Linked DNA regions of Mus musculus: region 1 is linked to region 2. The links are chromatin loops, found by intact Hi-C in ENCODE. Cell type or tissue: heart. All regions are shown on one strand.

What was found. A loop is a pair of places that touch in the nucleus more often than their neighbours do. Peaks named below come from ENCODE experiments on the same cell type or tissue, not always from the same donor. Only the 100,000 strongest peaks of a DNase experiment are listed, where the experiment ranks them.
Region 1: a loop joins it to region 2, with 2.2 times the contacts of the local background. A loop is called at or near these places in 2 of 42 quality-filtered maps.

The regions. Positions count from the first base shown.
Region 1 is chr3:65,859,942-65,867,941 of GRCm38, reverse strand. No RefSeq gene overlaps it. Among named protein-coding and RNA genes, the nearest start is that of Gm35039, 64 kb to the left of the region's middle. In heart, a CTCF peak has its summit at 4,427 (motif pointing right); DNase peaks (open chromatin) are centred at 3,771 and 4,471; H3K4me3 peaks cover 782 bases; H3K27ac peaks cover 3,681 bases.
Region 2 is chr3:65,347,891-65,355,890 of GRCm38, reverse strand. The region is part of intron 8 of Kcnab1 (potassium voltage-gated channel, shaker-related subfamily, beta member 1); the gene reads right to left. A730090N16Rik (RIKEN cDNA A730090N16 gene) reads left to right here and starts at 6,462. Exons shown (of 4, transcript NR_040390.1): 1 at 6,462-6,490; 2 at 6,824-6,885. In heart, a CTCF peak has its summit at 3,213 (motif pointing right); no DNase peak of the experiment used is centred here; H3K27ac peaks cover 469 bases.

The DNA.
Region 1 (8,000 bases), 510 kb before region 2:
ACTTAGTACCCACATTAGCACATGAGGAACCACATCGACAAGCATCCGTTTTGACAGTTCCTGGAAGGCAGACGACTCCATCAGCTCGTGCGCCCTGCTGTCTAGTATAGCACCATGTTAGGACACCGTTACTGGAATAGAGCGATGGTTATTCTCCAGAATGAGGATGCTAGGATCTGGTATCTAGTTCCACACTCACGCACTGTGCTTGAAGCATCTGGGAGAAGCCTCCATTGGTTACCTGGGCAATTCATCATTTTAAACACTGACCTACAGAGGTAGCCTGAAGGGCTGCAAAGCCCTCAGAATCTGATGCTGCCCCTCAGTTAGCGTTTGAAGGTCGGCACTTCTATAATCGGACTTGACATCATTTCAGACTGTAACCTTGGAGTTGAAATAGCTCAGGCATCACAAACACTCATTTTTAGAGAAAGCTTGAAAGAAAATATGACGGCGTCCATAGGAACAAGCTCAATGGACGTCTTTAGGCACAAACCGCAAGTGAGGAAAGCTAGGGCCGGAAGGCAGGGGCTCACTGGAAGGCTATTGGCAGAACATACAGGCGTGAACCACATTGGCGATCTGCCTGTTCTATCACCCAACATTGCTTCTTTTCCTAGTGCACACCTGCCTGTAACAAACAGTTTCCAAAACAGCTTAACTACACTTGCCCATGACCCTTCCCTGGCCTTTCTCCACAGAGCAGGCAGGGCAGTCTTTCTGAAACACACATTGCATCTTACTGCCTGTCTCACCGTGTCCTGTGTACAGCCTGGTACATCCCAGTACCGTCTTTGCTGTCTACCTCTGGTTACACTTTTGTCTTTCATGGCCTTGAGGACACAGGTCCTGCCACTCCAGAGGATAAACATGGTTTTCGGGACCTCGTTAATCCTATTGCTTTTCCAGATTTCATCTTACTCACTCCTCAAAGACTTTCCCGGCTTCCCCTATTAAATCAGTCCACCCTCCTCCACACACCACACACACATTCATTCACACGTTGGGATGTTATGTTAATTTGTGTGCCTATTTGACCAAGATTGTTTTTTCTATTTTGTAAGTCCGAGGAAGGCAAGAGCCATGGGGGTCTTTGATGACTCTGTGTTCTGTACATAGTATGGCCTGGTAAAAAGCGGGCACTTCATCGATAGATGCTGAAGTAATGAATTTCATGTGATGTTGATGACACATAGAGGAGCAGTAAAAATGCAGAGTCAGTGAAAGTTTAATGGAATTGTCCTGGTTAGATTTTTGGGAAGAGAAACATCAGTTTAGGAAATGCCTTCATCTGTAGGCAAGTCGGTAGGGCATTTTCTTGACTGATGATTGATGTGGGAGGGCCAGCTCACCGTGGCAGTACCATCTCTAAGCAGGTGGTCCTGGGGTTTATAAGAAAGCTAAGAAAGCCAGGGAGAGCAAGCCAGTTAGCAGCACTTCTGCAAAGCTTCTGCTCCACTCCTGCCTCCACTTTCCTGCCTCCACGTTCCTGCCTCCACGTTCCTGCCTTGATTTCCTGTCCTGACTTCCCTTGTGAAGGATGTGTGGTGATTTGGAAGTGAAATCAACTAAATCTTTTTTTCCTGGAGTTACTTATTTTATTGTCACTGCCTTCTTCTCCTCCTTCTCCTCTTCTTCTTCCTCCTCCTCATGCTCCTCTTCATGCTCCTCCTCCTCTCCTTCCTCTTCTTCCTCCTCCTCTTCCTCTTCCTCCTCTTCTCTTCCTCTTCCTCCTCTTCTCTTCCTCTTCTCTTTCTCTTCCTCTTCTCTTCCTCTTCTATCATACCAATTGAAAGTATAACTGGGACCTGGAAGGCTGTGGTAGTTTCAATGGGAACGGCCTCATGGACTCATATCTTTGAATATATCGTGCCCAGTTGGTAGACTTGTTTGGGGAAGAATTGGGAGATGCACCCTTGACAGAAGAGGTGTGTCACTAGGGACAGCTTTGAGGTTTCAAAAAAACCCAGGGCCATCCTAAGCCTATCTCTTTTTCTGCCTGCTACCTACCTATGGATCAGAATGTGAGCTCTCAGCTCCTGCTCCACAGCCTGCCTGCCTGCCTGCCTGCCTGCCTGCCTGCCTGCCTGCCTGTCTGCCTGACTGCTTGCCTGCCTGCCTGCCTGCTGCCTGCTGCCTGCCTGCCTGACTGCCTGACTGCCTGACTGCCTGACTGCCTGACTGCCTGACTGCCTGCCCGCCTGCCTGCCTGACTGCCTGACTGCCTGACTGCTTGCCTGCCTGCCTGCCTGCCTGCCTGCCCGCCTGCCTGCCTGACTGCCTGACTGCCTGACTGCTTGCCTGCCTGCCTGCCTGCCTGCCTGCCTGCCTGCCTGCCTGCCTGCCTGCCTGACTGCTTGCCTGCCTGCCTGCCATGCTCCCTACCTTGACACTCATGGACTCTAACCCGCTGTAACTGTAAGCCTCAAATAAAAATGCTTTCATTAATAAGTGGCCTCAGTCATGGCATTTTACCCGGGCAATGGGAAAGTAACTAAGACATGGGGTAACTAGAAGAACACCGCACTAAAGCAGCAGTGGGAGGTCTGTAAGCAGAGGTTAAGTTCAAGATGTGAAGAAGGAACCACATTTACAGTTAGGAAAAAAACTCCCATTAGCTGAGGCCACAAGAGCCTTAGGGCAAACCAAGGCTTCCAGGCCAACTCCAGAGTCATCATCTCTGCTTTTGACCTCCACCTCCTGACCAAGCTCACCAGGCCTCCACACATGGAGACTGCAGTACTCCCTGAAGGGTAGAAAGGACTGAGTGGGAGCATGCTATCCGGGACCCCTTTCTCAGGGCACCCGGCTTTCACATTACTGCCATCTGCAGAGCCCTGGGTGACTGCCATTGCTGTTCCTGCCCCTGTTGGTATGGCATGGCACCCAGCAGAGGGGGATTTAATTTCCTCCAAGTGTGGAAGATTTTTCAGGTGGCCTCTGATGGGACAATAATCAGCTGGCCTCCCCCCTCCCTTTATGTCCCACTTCTCCTAGATTGCCATCTCTCTCAGAAGTTTTGTAATGGCAAATACTCTTTTCTTATCTGTTAAAATATCTTACATCTAAAAGTATGGTGGTGGCTAATTGGCCTCCATTCCCAATTCCGTTTCTCAAGGAGGCCTGAGAGGACTAGCGAAGATGACCATTCACCCAATTTGGGCATCAGTGAGAGAGGAACACAACACCTCAGGCCCAGGAAACAGGCCATCTTGTCCGGGCTCTGTGCAGGCATCCTCCTGCATTGGATGTCTCACTATCAAGCTAGCACTGACTCCACCCTCTCTGCATTAATTCTTGTCATGAGCCAGAAGCCTCGAATATCAATCTTGTTTTTCTTCTTCCAGCATTTCCGATACCAATAATAACACCATTACCCTTAAGTATGAGTCTGTATACCCGACACAGAGTGCTTTGGGGTCATTGAAATGCTCATCCGTCCTTTCTAGGTCTTTCATATCTGGGAATCAGCAATGCAGAAAATGGGATTCAAGAAGAAAACAAAAACCAAAGTGAGGCTTGAAATGAGCGAAGCAGTGCGGAGGGCTGGCACGAGCCGACTGCCACCAGAGCAGGGAGAGCATGCAGGTCGGCTAAGGGAGCGCACCGCGAAACTGGCCAGCCCCTTAGCAACATCCGCATAGCTGACACAGAACACTCTGACTTGGGGAGGGATGAAAATACCGGGTGACATCAGAGGCTCCGAGCACAGCCAGGGCATTCTAGAGGTGTGTGGTGTCAGGACGGCCTGTGCTGGCCTCATTTATCTACCTGAGTCATTTGAACAAAGCACTCGCTGGCTTAGCTTTGTTGTGACTAGAATTTGGAACCAATCCCCTGGCTCTGCCCCCATGGGTTTTGCTACTGCAGCGCAGCGTGGGTATGTAGGAACACAGACCGAATCCTGTGGCAATCAAGGATAGACTGTTCCTTCTCTGGGCCACAGGCTTCCCTAGGAAGGAGCCTTGGCCAAGTGTTTGTGTGTCTCCAGAACCAAGTGTCTGGCAACCAGCAGGTTTCTCGTGAATAAATGACAAATCCCAGAGACACATTCTGGGAAACGCAGGGCTTTTGTGGTGGCAGCATGCTCAACAGCACAGCACTGTGCTGTGGGACTCTTTAGTTTGTGGGACTCTAAGAATAATTTTCACGTCCTGGGAAAAGTGTCTGGCGCTGATTGCACATGCGAAAGTGTCGTGACGTGGGGATTAGGGTTGTCACAGGCAGACTGAAGGCCTTAGAAAAAGCACACCAAAATGGAGGTATTCATTCTAGGGAGGCTGCAGAATACTCAATGAGCTGGCGTTCTTCTCCTCCGAGTGAAGAAGAGGCCATGCTTGAAAACGGGGCTGTAGAAGGAAGGTCTCAAGAAGCCTTACTTCAGATTCCGTTCAGACACCCTCAGCGAACTCCCACATATTCCTCACCTTTCCACTAGGGGGCAGACAGAGGACGGAGAACATCCCAGGCAGGAGGCCGGTCCCTCACAAGGCAATCAGCCTCACACCAACACACTAGGCTGTTTGTGCTATGCAAAAGGCGAGGCTAAGCCTCTCTCTTCCGGCCTGTCACAGTCTCATTGATACTGCATGGTTTGCCTGTGACATCAGACACCGAAAAGTATGACAACCAAACTGTACGGTTCAAGGTGAATGTCAATAAATAGAATAAAAGGGGAGGAGGGGGGGAAGGAAGAAAAAAAAAGAAAGATCCCTGATGTTTTTCTTACCACACATGGTTTGGGGGGATCCTTCATTATCCAGAGTATTCATGATGTATCTGAATTCAGTGACTTCTCACAATGAGAAGATAACTGGAAAACTGCATACGACCTCTCTCTTGACCTCTTTCTATTTACAACAGCAACGTGGTTTCTATCCAAGTCACTGTTTCCTTCTGAGAGCCCATTCCACAGGCCTCTGTGTATCAACACACAGAAGGAAATATTCCAAGGGATATATTTTTTTTAATAACTCCCACATGCCTTAAAAAGTCATTTCCTCCTAAGACATTCAGGGCAATCGGGGCCCCTTAATTGGCTTAATTTTTATTCTTAATCCTCAAGGGTCGAGGAAAAAACAACACGACTATCTTCCTGTTCCTATTACCCTTTCATAAACTGTTGAGCACACAGGCTTGCCTCTAAAAGAAACCACAGTGAGCCTAAAGGAATAAGCATTTGTCAGGCCAGACCCCAGACTGGAAGATCACTGCAGGTGTGAGTCACTCATGGGAACTCTGAGGGTCTGAAAGCCACTCTCCCACTTGCAGAGGTGAGGGCGGCGTTGGCTTAGAACTGGCTCCGTGTTTGCTAGCATTAATAGAAATGTCTGTCAAAACAACGTTTTGTGACTTTTAATGAATTGCATCTTTAATTGTGCTGAGAAAAAAGTAAGCAAATGACGTGAGTGAGCTTACTTACAAGGGAAGGGTCAGCCTGTGTCTAGAACGTGGGTTTCCTGTGGAACGAGAATTCTTGTGCAAATCACTTCAAGCCATCCCTGATTTTTTTTTTTTTTTGAATGCTCTCCCTGATTTCACGCTGATAGCATCACAGCTCAGAAGATCCTATGAAGACAGCCTGACATCAAGCTGCTTTCTTGGTTGGCAAAATGATCTTAAGAATTACCTAAAAATGTGCTGTTTCTAAATGATTTGTTCATCTAAAGTCATTTGATTTTCAATTAAAATAAAATAAACAGGCTTGGCTATATTTGGACACAGATGTTGCTGTGGCTTCCAGATTCCTTTGTTTAAAGGTGACAAGATGCGTGGAGAAGACATTCATCTGATTGGGTATTCAGGCTTACAAAGAAAGTAATTACAGGGCCAGAGAGAGGACTCACCCCCCCCCCCCCTTCATCTAAATTCCCTTCCACATATCAACATAGTTTGACCTTGATGGTTTTAAATGTAAAAGACACTGATGTAATTCAAATAAAGCAATTTTTCAAATACCCCAAGGAATCCGGGATCAGAGATGACAGGCCTGAAGGATGAAAACCTGAGGGGCTAACGGATTCTCCAGTCCTCACGGTAGATGTGTCTTCCCTTCCTATTGAACTAAGATATTTTTGTCTTCTTTCCAGGGAACATTTGTTTGCCCAGTCCTCTGGAAAACGCCCAAATGCTGGCTTCCCCTTCCCCTCCCTCTCTCTTGCTCCCTCTCTCCCCCCTCCCTTTCTCTCTCTCTAAGCCCTTCTGGTTTTTGTGAGTCTTCCCACTAACATTTGCACCAAGGCAGCCTCTGTGGTCAGTGAGGTGACCTCCAACCTTCCTCGCCTTTCTCCGAGGGCAGAGGCCCTCCCTTCTGCCCTGACAAAGCACTTTCAGTCAACTCTTGGGTTTCTTCATGGTTGATTAAACTGTCTGTGTTTATTCAGGACCCTTCTCCTCTTTCTGTGTCCGGCCGCTGACCTTTCTGTTGCTTCATTGTCAGAGGAGAGAGCTCACGGGGCAGTCAGTCCCAATGCTTGTTAGCAGCCCTGGAAAGCAGCTCGGCCACTGGAATTCCTAGCACATCTTCAAAGCCAGTGGCTTTTCACCTAGGTAGCTGCTGTTGCTGGATGAAGCTTGTGAGTAAGGGAGGGTTGCTGGTTCTCCTGGAACCGAATGGATACTGATCGTCTTGTCATTGATGTCCTCGAGGCTTCCTTCCTGCAGTGTGAAGTTCTGAATGATGATTGATCAGACTTTTGTTGCTTGGAAAGAGAAATGAACAAGAAAGCACAGCTCAGAGAGTTTTGTTGAGTAGCCAAAGACCAGCCAGGAAGGATGCTTTGAGCCAGAACTCCCTGCCTGACGCCTGCTCCTTACCCATCCATGGAAATTCTTGTCAGTAGGATGGCTGACCCCTGTTGTGACCCTGCCCTGGGCTCCTGGGCAAGCTCAGGTCGGTCCCAGCAGGGCCATCAGCTGACTAAGGTCCAATCTCCATGTGGTTCCACCACATGGGAGCTTTCCTTCTTTTTCTAAACATTGTGACGGGCACCTGCTGTACCTCTCTCTCCAAAAGGTGTTTTTGTATTCTGCTTCTTTGTGTTTGAATTGCATCATCCTGGCTTGGCTGCTAGCACTCAGAGAGTGGGAATATGCTGTCTTTATCTTCCTGTGCCTGGAAGCACGGGTTGAATATTTTAGTGAGAGTAAGAGGATAATGGAGGTGCGTATGGACGCTCGCCCAGCCTTTCTCTTATATTCCTTTAATGCCACCTAGTCCCCTGGGATAACCTGACTCCCCCCCACCCCCCCATTGTCCCTCATCATGCTCAGCTCCTGGCGTGCACAGGGCTTGAGCCTTTACTTCTTATTTAGTGTCTACATCACCTTTCTACCTCTGCCCAGTCATGGCTGCCCATCTGAGATGGGCGACTTTCAGGGGACTGGGATTCCACTTAATGCTTTTTGTCACTGGAAGTGACACAGAGAGGCTAGATACCCGGTGGACTTCAGACTTGTCAAAGGGAGTCACTAGGACTGAATTATTATTATTATTATTATTATTATTACTATTACTATTGTTATTGACTTCAGGCTGGCCTCAAACTTTGCATGTAAGTCCAGCATTGTGTCAGACCCCTGGTTTTCCTGCTTCTGATTTTCCAGTGCTGGGATCACAGACAAGTACTGCTATCATTCCTGGCTACTACATTAAGTGTTGATGGCTGAGGACTCCGTGCAGGTTTTCAGGTTGTTCTTGCTCTGTTCTGCTTATTTCTGTTTAGTCAGCGACAGCTGGGCTGGTGAGAGGCTAAGACACGCTCTAGGCAAGGCTTCTTAAACTTCAGCTCTTTGACAATGGCAATCCGTGCTGCCTAAGGTAGGTTTATAACAGTCCTTATCTCTAGCTTCAAAATTCCAGTAGCCACCCTCATCTGTGGCAGCTGAGACCTGCTCTAGTCATTGCCAAATAAATGTCCCTAGAGTCCAAGTGGGGACAGACTGATGGTCTCTGGGCATGCAGTTCGAAGCCGCAGCCAGGGAGTGGGGGTTGGGGAGGG
Region 2 (8,000 bases):
TCCCGCATGGTGGATTTGCAGAGCTGTTCCTTTCCCTCAATAGCCATTTAATAGAGATGACTCAATAACTGTGTCTAGCAGCAACATAAACATACAAAGTGCAGAACAAACAGCTGAGGCCACGGGGGCCCAAAGCCCGTTTTGACACACTGTGTCCTTGGCCACTCTGAACTGAACTGAACGAACGTTGTTCTAGGACATCCGTATAACTGATCTCACCAGGGCCTGCTGGTGGGACCACCCTGTTTACACATTTGCCTCTTTTCAGTTTAACATCACACTTCCTCTTCCCAGAGGGTGGAGCGAAGCTAATCCTCTTGGCACCAGCCAGATGAGATAGGAAGCATAAAGAGTTTCAAGTTTAAGTTAGCAAAATCCTCAGACAGCTTCCACAAAACAAGTCAACTGCACTCCTAGGATGCCAGATCACTGGACATATTTCAAGGGTCAAGGTCTTGGACTTCTTTGTGTCCCAGTAGTACCCTCAGATGAAGTGTCCTTCAGAATGAAATTCTTGCTCAATATAGAATTGGGGTAGATTTGTTCTTTTTTCTCTTTTCTCTCTTTTCCCTGCCTCCTCTCACCTCTTTCCCTTCTTCATTTTTGTTTTTTGAGTCAGAGTGTCATTGTATAGCCTTGCCTGGACTGGAATTCACCTATGTAGAACAGGCTGTATTTGAATTTACAGCAATCCTCCAGTCTCTGACTCCCAAGTGCTGTGATTACAACTGTATGCTGCTATTTCTGGCTTGGAGTAGATGTAGTCTTAATCGTATTTAAGTTGATACGGGGCAGGATTTGGATTGAGGGAGCCAAGGTTAGGGTCGTAGAATCGTTGTTTGGCTTACATGTGTTATTTAGAGGTTTCCTTGGTTGGTTTGTCTTGAAGATGGGGAATGTTTTTATTCACTACCCTCTAACAAATAATTTGGTTTATTAGCTAAACACCTTTTCTTGTGATCCTGTATCTCATCATAGCACCTAACTGTAAGGTTTATTTATCCTTTGTTAAATAAACGCGATAAAAATTGTAAGAAACCTTCCCCTCTTCTTTAAAGAGTGTACAAATGGGGATGATAAAGGTCTCTGGATACTGGGGCCATTTTTTGCATCTTCGCCTTAGATTAGCCACCTGCACCATTGCAAACAAGTCCCTTCCTGTTCATATCCTGTTTCTCCCAGAGCTGGGAGCTCATCCAGTCACCATGTTCTGCAGGTACCTGTTGTTCTGGGAGCTGGACTTGCCGAGGTGTGCCAAACTGAAGGGGTTCACAGAGAGCAAGCTGAATTGGAAGACTCCCCCATCTGTTCTCTACAGACAGGGTGAAGAAGACAGAGAGGCCTTGTGGCCAGGCTGTGTGAAGTTATCGAAGCCTGAACCAGAGCAGTTAAGGTGGAAATTGTGAGTCTTCCAAGACTCATTCATTTACTTGTTGGACACATTTGGTATAGAATTTCTAGACTTGGGGAGTTTAGGGTTGGATGGCAAGGGTGGAGAAATAAAGAAGTGATTTTAAAATATAGGACAGCCAGCGCTATACAGAGAAGCCCTGTATCGAAAAACCAAAAATAAAATAAAATAAAATAAAATAAAATAAAATATAGAGTGTTATAGAAAAATATAAGCAGTTCCAGATAGGAAATGAAATGGAAGCTCTATGGAGTCAGGGCTAGGATTGTGTCACTTCCCGTCATGTATTATGTTGAAGCATTGAAACAAGCTAACCGTACAAAGCATGGGAGAACAGCATCTTAGGATGATGGAACAGCATGGGGAGGCCCCGAAAGCAGGACCATGAATTCCAGTGATTGAAATGAAGTTAGGTAGCAGAAGCCCAGCAAGAAAAGACAGGATTGAGATAAAGTTGCCAGAGGACAACAAACCAAACTGTATGGGCTAAGAGGTAGATGGGGTTGTTGCCATTTTTAGGTGAGGGAGACATCCTGTCGTCGGAGTTTGTGTCTCAGAATGCCATCCCTGTCTATGTTGTGAAGAATCAGTGAAAGAGGAAGCCTCTGGGAGCAATCTGCCATGATGCAAGAGTGACCCGGAGGGGGGTTTTGGTAATTAAGACTGAGTGTGGTACAGAGTGGGCGGGAAGGAATCAAGGTCTCCTCCCAGATCCCTGACTGTCCACAGCGAGGAGGGCAGGGGTAGAAAACCTATTTTGGATGTGAGGAACTGGAGGGTATGTGGAGCTGGTGTGGGTGAATCCCTGGGTTAATGAATGGCCACGGTGGGACCCTGCTGTGTGAAGAAGTGCAGCTTACTCCCTGTGCTAAGTCAGAGAGAGCAGTGGAAGTCTGAAGAGAAAAAGAGAAGGGTTTTCATTGCCAGCATGCAGTCAGAGAGAGGACCCTGTGCGGTCAGTCAGCTGACTGACCAGGAGCCAGAGGGGAGGGACAATTTAGAGCCAAGAACAGAGGGTACTTCAAGAAGGAGGCCCACAGGATGGAACACAAGGAACAATCACGTCAGAGGCTGCAGAAGTGTCTGCCACACACACACACACACACACACACACACACACACACACACACACATCCTGCAGAGCATGACGAGAGCCATTTTAGTGTCACTGAAAGACCAAGGCCAAGGTGTCGTGAGGGAAGAATGGAGGGCAGGCAGGTTTGGAGACAACTTGCACAAATTCTTTCAGCAGGTTTTCAAAGGAAAGAAGCACAGAAAATAATAATCCAAGGAATGCCAGGAGAGTTCTTTTTATAGATGGAGAGGTGAGAGACTGTCTGGGTACCATTGAGGATGACCTAGCAGGAGGGTATCCCAGATGAGACCCACTGTGAGACTGGGAAGGGAGGAGAGAGAACACTGGGCTCAGAGGGAGGAGGCAGGTGCTTGGGGCTGGGGACCCCCACCAAGGACAGGGTCCAGCTGGGTTTGTGGAACTCAGTGGTAGACTTGTTTGATGCTATCTTCTCGATGGACTACAACACAGTGTAAAGGATGTGGGTGTGAGAGGTGAGTCAGAGGCACATGGCTTTACTTGCTGGCCACACCCTCTCTCTGTTGTATGTCGCTCTGAAGAAAGGGCAGGGAGAAAGGGGGGGGAGGTACCTGGAGTTCTTGTCTGTGGAGGAGGTTATTTTAAAAGAAAGTCACCTGAATTTAGCTAACAAACAGGAAATCACCTTATTGGTGACTTAGGTGGGATTTTTACATGGTTTTTACATAGTACTAACTTGTGGACACTAGAGGGCAGCATTGTTGAAAGAAAAAAAATCCCGCCACATTGTTTTACTTGTAAATTATGGAAATTCATTTTATTTATCTATTTTGACCTTGATAGAGAAATCTAAGTGTAAGATTTTAAAATAAAAGTGATCATATTATTTGCTTATGTATGTATGTATATATGTGTGTTTGTGCCTGTGCCATAGTAGCTGGTGAAGGTCATAGGTCAGTTCTCCCTTTCCACCACATATGAGTCCTATGGATGGAACTTGCAGTAAGAACCTTTATTTACTGAGCCATCTTGACAGCTCACAGAATGCAGTTAAAGGACAATAGAATGAATATTCAAGGTGCTACGTTCATACTCTGAGAAAGAACACTCAGAAATGTGGTAAAGTCTGCCTGTCCAGGACTGATCCTGGCTCTCCCTGTCAGGCTGGGGCGCTGGCATGAATATCTTAGAAACTTGGCCTAGTTGATTCTCATACACAGCCTGGGGTAAGAAGCCCTTTACTTGTAGCTCTGGTCCCTAAGTGCAGCGTCTAGGCAACAGCTGTGTAGCAGCCGGGGACTTACTACAAATGTACAGCCTGGAGTCCTGCCTTGAGACCTGCTTTGAGTCCTGCTTTGAGGGGACTGCAAGTCATGTGGCAGAGTCCACATGAACTCTGCCCCCTGAACTTTGAGGACCACTCACTGTGTGCTTCCCAAGCAGGCCATCTCAAGGGCGAAGTTCTCCATGCTCCTCTTCCACGGTCTTCTCCCCAATGCTTTATGTAACCTTCGCTTTAGCTATTTGCCTCAGTTCTTATGCAAGTGGAGAGTAAGGTGAACACACGTACACACCCATACACTGACATGCGTCAGATCGCCTGAAGAAGCTGCAGAAAGACCTAGTTCTGAATCTCAGCTTCCTTTAATGAGACTTTATGCCCCGTCTCTTCTTCCCATTTTCTTCTTTCCTCCCTTTTTATTTCCTCTTTTCTGTCTCCGAATAGAGTCTCTCTATGTAGCTCAGCCTTGGTCCAGTACTTGCCCGGGCTAGCTTCAAATTTGTAGTCCTCCTGGCTCAGTTTCCTGGGTGCTTAGATTAATACATATGCATCTGTAATTACAGGTATGCCTGGATTATCTATCTATCTATCTATCTATCTATCTATCTATCTATCTATCTATCTATCTATCATCTATCTATTTATCTATCATCTATCTATCTATCATCTATCTATCTATCTATCTATCTATCTATCTATCTATCTATCTATCTATCTATCATCTTCTATCTATCTATCAATCAATCATCTATCTATCATCTATCTATCTATCTATCTATCTATCTACCTATCTCTCTATCATCTATCTATCTATCTATCTATCTATCTATCTATCTATCTATCTATCATCTATCTAAGTGGTCACAAGATCTTGCTAGGCCTTCCCAACCTTTCTCAGGTTGAAATCATTCTTCTTTAAACCTGATGGTTCTCCCTGGGGCTCTGAAGCCTCATGGAGCTGACCTTAATAAATTCTTCAAGTCAGTTGTGCTCTCTTCGTGTCTTATTTCCACCTGTATCATTAAGGTGATGTCAGTCCTGTAGAATTCGTTGGCAGCTGGTGAAGATCATGCACATAGATGTTTTGAAGCACCAACATTTCCTGCATAGTCAGTAAGTGAGTGGCATGTGGCCTCCGTTCCTCCACAAAAGCCTAGCACCCACATTTTATTTAGTACATTCTTCTTTCAGTGATGTAGCTCATCTATGTTTAAAGCATTTCTTACCAAAGGAATTGATACAGATACTTGGAGTGAAAAACTTTGGATGATACATTTTTAATTTTGGAATCAGACCTCATATACAGATACACAGCTTGCAAACCCTGCCTTTGTTGCCTTCTGCTGAATAAGGAATGGCCTGCATACCTTAAGAGCTGAGCAGATAATAAGATCCTGTGGGCAATAAAGCATGAGGAATAAGGACATAAATGTATTGAAATTAGTGTTTAGATTAAATACCATTACTCAAATTTTTGTAATGGAAAAATACAACTCATCAACTAGGCTCTATTTAAATTCTACGCATTTAACTAAACGCTGCCTTTAGAGCTAGAAAGTGTTTGAACATTGGCAGTGTTATGTGGTTGATTTTTATGGTTTCAGAGCGCTTCTTTTTTAAAAAAGAACTTAAATTTTTTTTTTATCTATTTACGTTCCAGCTCTTGCCCCCCCCCCCCCATTCCCCATCCCCCGTCCCCCTTCCCACAGTTCCTCATCCCATTCCTCTCCCCCCTTGCCTCCCCTCCGAGGGGGTGCTCCATTCCCAAGCTTCCCACTTCTTCCCTGGGGCCTCAAGTCTCTCAGTGATTAGGCTCATCTTCTCCCACTGAGTCAGATCAGGCAGTCCTTGGCTATACATGTCCCGGGGGCCTCAGGCCAACCCCTGTGTGCTACCTGGTGGTTCAGTGTCTGTGTGTACCCTGGGGTCCAGGTTAGTTGAGACTACTGGTCTTCCTATGGGGTGGCCCTCCCCTTCAGCTTCTATAATCCTTCCCCTAATAGGGGTTACCCACTTCAGTCCAGTGTTGGGTATAAGGATATGTGTCTGTCTTAGCTGCTGGTAGGGCCTCTCAGAGGACAGCCATCCAGGCTCCTGTCTGTAAGCTCATCATAGGATCAGTAACAGTGGCAGGCTTTGGTGCCCCCCATGAGATGGATCCCAGGTTGGGCCAGTCATTGAACCGCCTTTCCTGCAGTCCCTTCTCGAGTTTCCTCCCTGCAGTTCTTTTAGACAGGGACAATTCTGGGTCAGAAATTTTGACTGTGGGTTGGTAACCCCATCCCCCCACTTGAGGCCCTCTCCCCACTGTTGGTCATTTTGGTTAAGGTCACCTCCATTGAGTCCTGAGAGTCTCTCAGCTCCCGGGTTTCTGGTACTTTCTAGAGGGTCCCCCCACAACCCATTCCTCGAGGTTGCATATCCCATTCATTCTCCTGGCCTTCTGAACTTCTTTCCTATCCCCCCCTCCCCCGCCCCATCTCCCACCCAGGCCCCTCTCTTCTTCTGTCAGAAGCACTTCTTTAAGAGGCAAGGGCTCAATTGTTTTTCTGAAATTTTCAACTTTTTCCCAGAGTTATACCTGATTATATATATGCGTGTATACATTATAGGCCAGGATCTGTGTCTGAGGGAGATTATGCGTCCAAGGGAGTTTAGGTCTAAAGTCTAAAAACCAAGAGAGGGTAATGGGTAAACGAGGAAAGAGAGAATACAGGCAGAAGAACGGGAGTCATGAAAGAGGGTAGAAAACTAATTTGTTTCTATTTTCAGCTGGTCTCAGGACTGCTGTTCTTTTCTTTTCTGCTGGATGTGTGAATGTAACCATTTTTATGTATAGAAGTAGCAAGAATCATTTTGCATTCTAACACAGTCCAGCATGAGTTAATCCTTTGGGGCAGTGGGTGTGGGAGTTGGGGCTTTCTTTTTAATTCCACAGATCATTAGTGGAGTAGGAAGGATACGTGTGTAGTCACTGGATATATCTGCTCTACTGACCCACTTAGAAAAATGATTTTTTAAAATAAGTGTTTTGGGAAGAGGGATTTATAGCCTTTATTTTCCCTTCCATTTAAAGCTACCTTAAGGGCGTGGCCAGGAGAGGGGCAATGAGCAGGATGGAAAGTGAAAAAGGAAAAGGTAAGTTTAAAAAAAATTTTAAAATTCACAATATAGACATAGTATTACCTTTAAAAATCCTGCAGTCTTTAAACTTAAATACCTTAAAATTTTACTTCTTTTAAAAATATACAAAATCTTGATGCTAGAGAAATGGTTCAGTGGTTAGAACCACTTGTTGTTTTTGTAGAGGACCCAGGTTCAGGTCCCAGTATCTATGTGGCAACGTCCAACTATTCTAACTCTAGTTCTAGAGAATCCAACATCCTCCTCCCATAGATAAAACATATTGAGAAATAAATCTACCTTAAATTATTATATAAAGTGTTAATGCAAATGTAAGTTGTATTGCTATAACTGAAATAAAGTAAGATTTTAAAGGAAAGAGGCAAGGCTTAGGGAGAGACTGGCCCTGCCAGAAATGGAAGAACTAGGTTTCATCAGAGATGTTGTTATGAATGTGGACAGAAAGTGTAAGTCTAGAACTGGACACAGTTTTTAAATTATTATTATTTCAAACCAGTTGTTTTATTTCTCTGTCTTTGGTTTTCTTTCTTTCTTTGTTTCTTTTTTGTTTGTTTGTTTGTTTGTTTTTTGCTTTGTTTTTAGAGACAGGGTTTCTCTTTGTAGCCTTTGCTGTCCTGGAACTCACTTTGTAGACCAGGCTGGCCTCGAACTCAGAAATCTGCCTGCCTCTGCCTCCCGAGTGCTGGGATTAAAGGCGTGCGCCACCACGCCCGGCTTTAGTTTTCTTGTTAAACTCCAGCAGCCAGTGCTTGTAGTTTCTTTGCAGCTTTGAGATGTCTCTTTGGATTTGTATGAGTTCATCATTTTCTGGACTGCAGAGCTCCTTCTGGCTCAGATCTCAGAGCTTGGAGCTAGAAGGCTGGCTTTTCTCATAGGTTTGGAGCCTGCTCAGAAGTAGAGCGAGGTGTGCCCAGCACTGGCCCCAACTACTAGCATAAGAGCTGTTGATTGAACTAGGAGAATCTGGTTTCCAGTTATAGGACACACACAGGATCCAGGAGACCTTGATAACCTTGGCTTTCTATCTAGACTTTGCTTCAGTGCAGAACAGATTGATAATAATTAAGCAGTGTGTAATCTTTGTAATGACTGTTTAAGTTAGTAATATT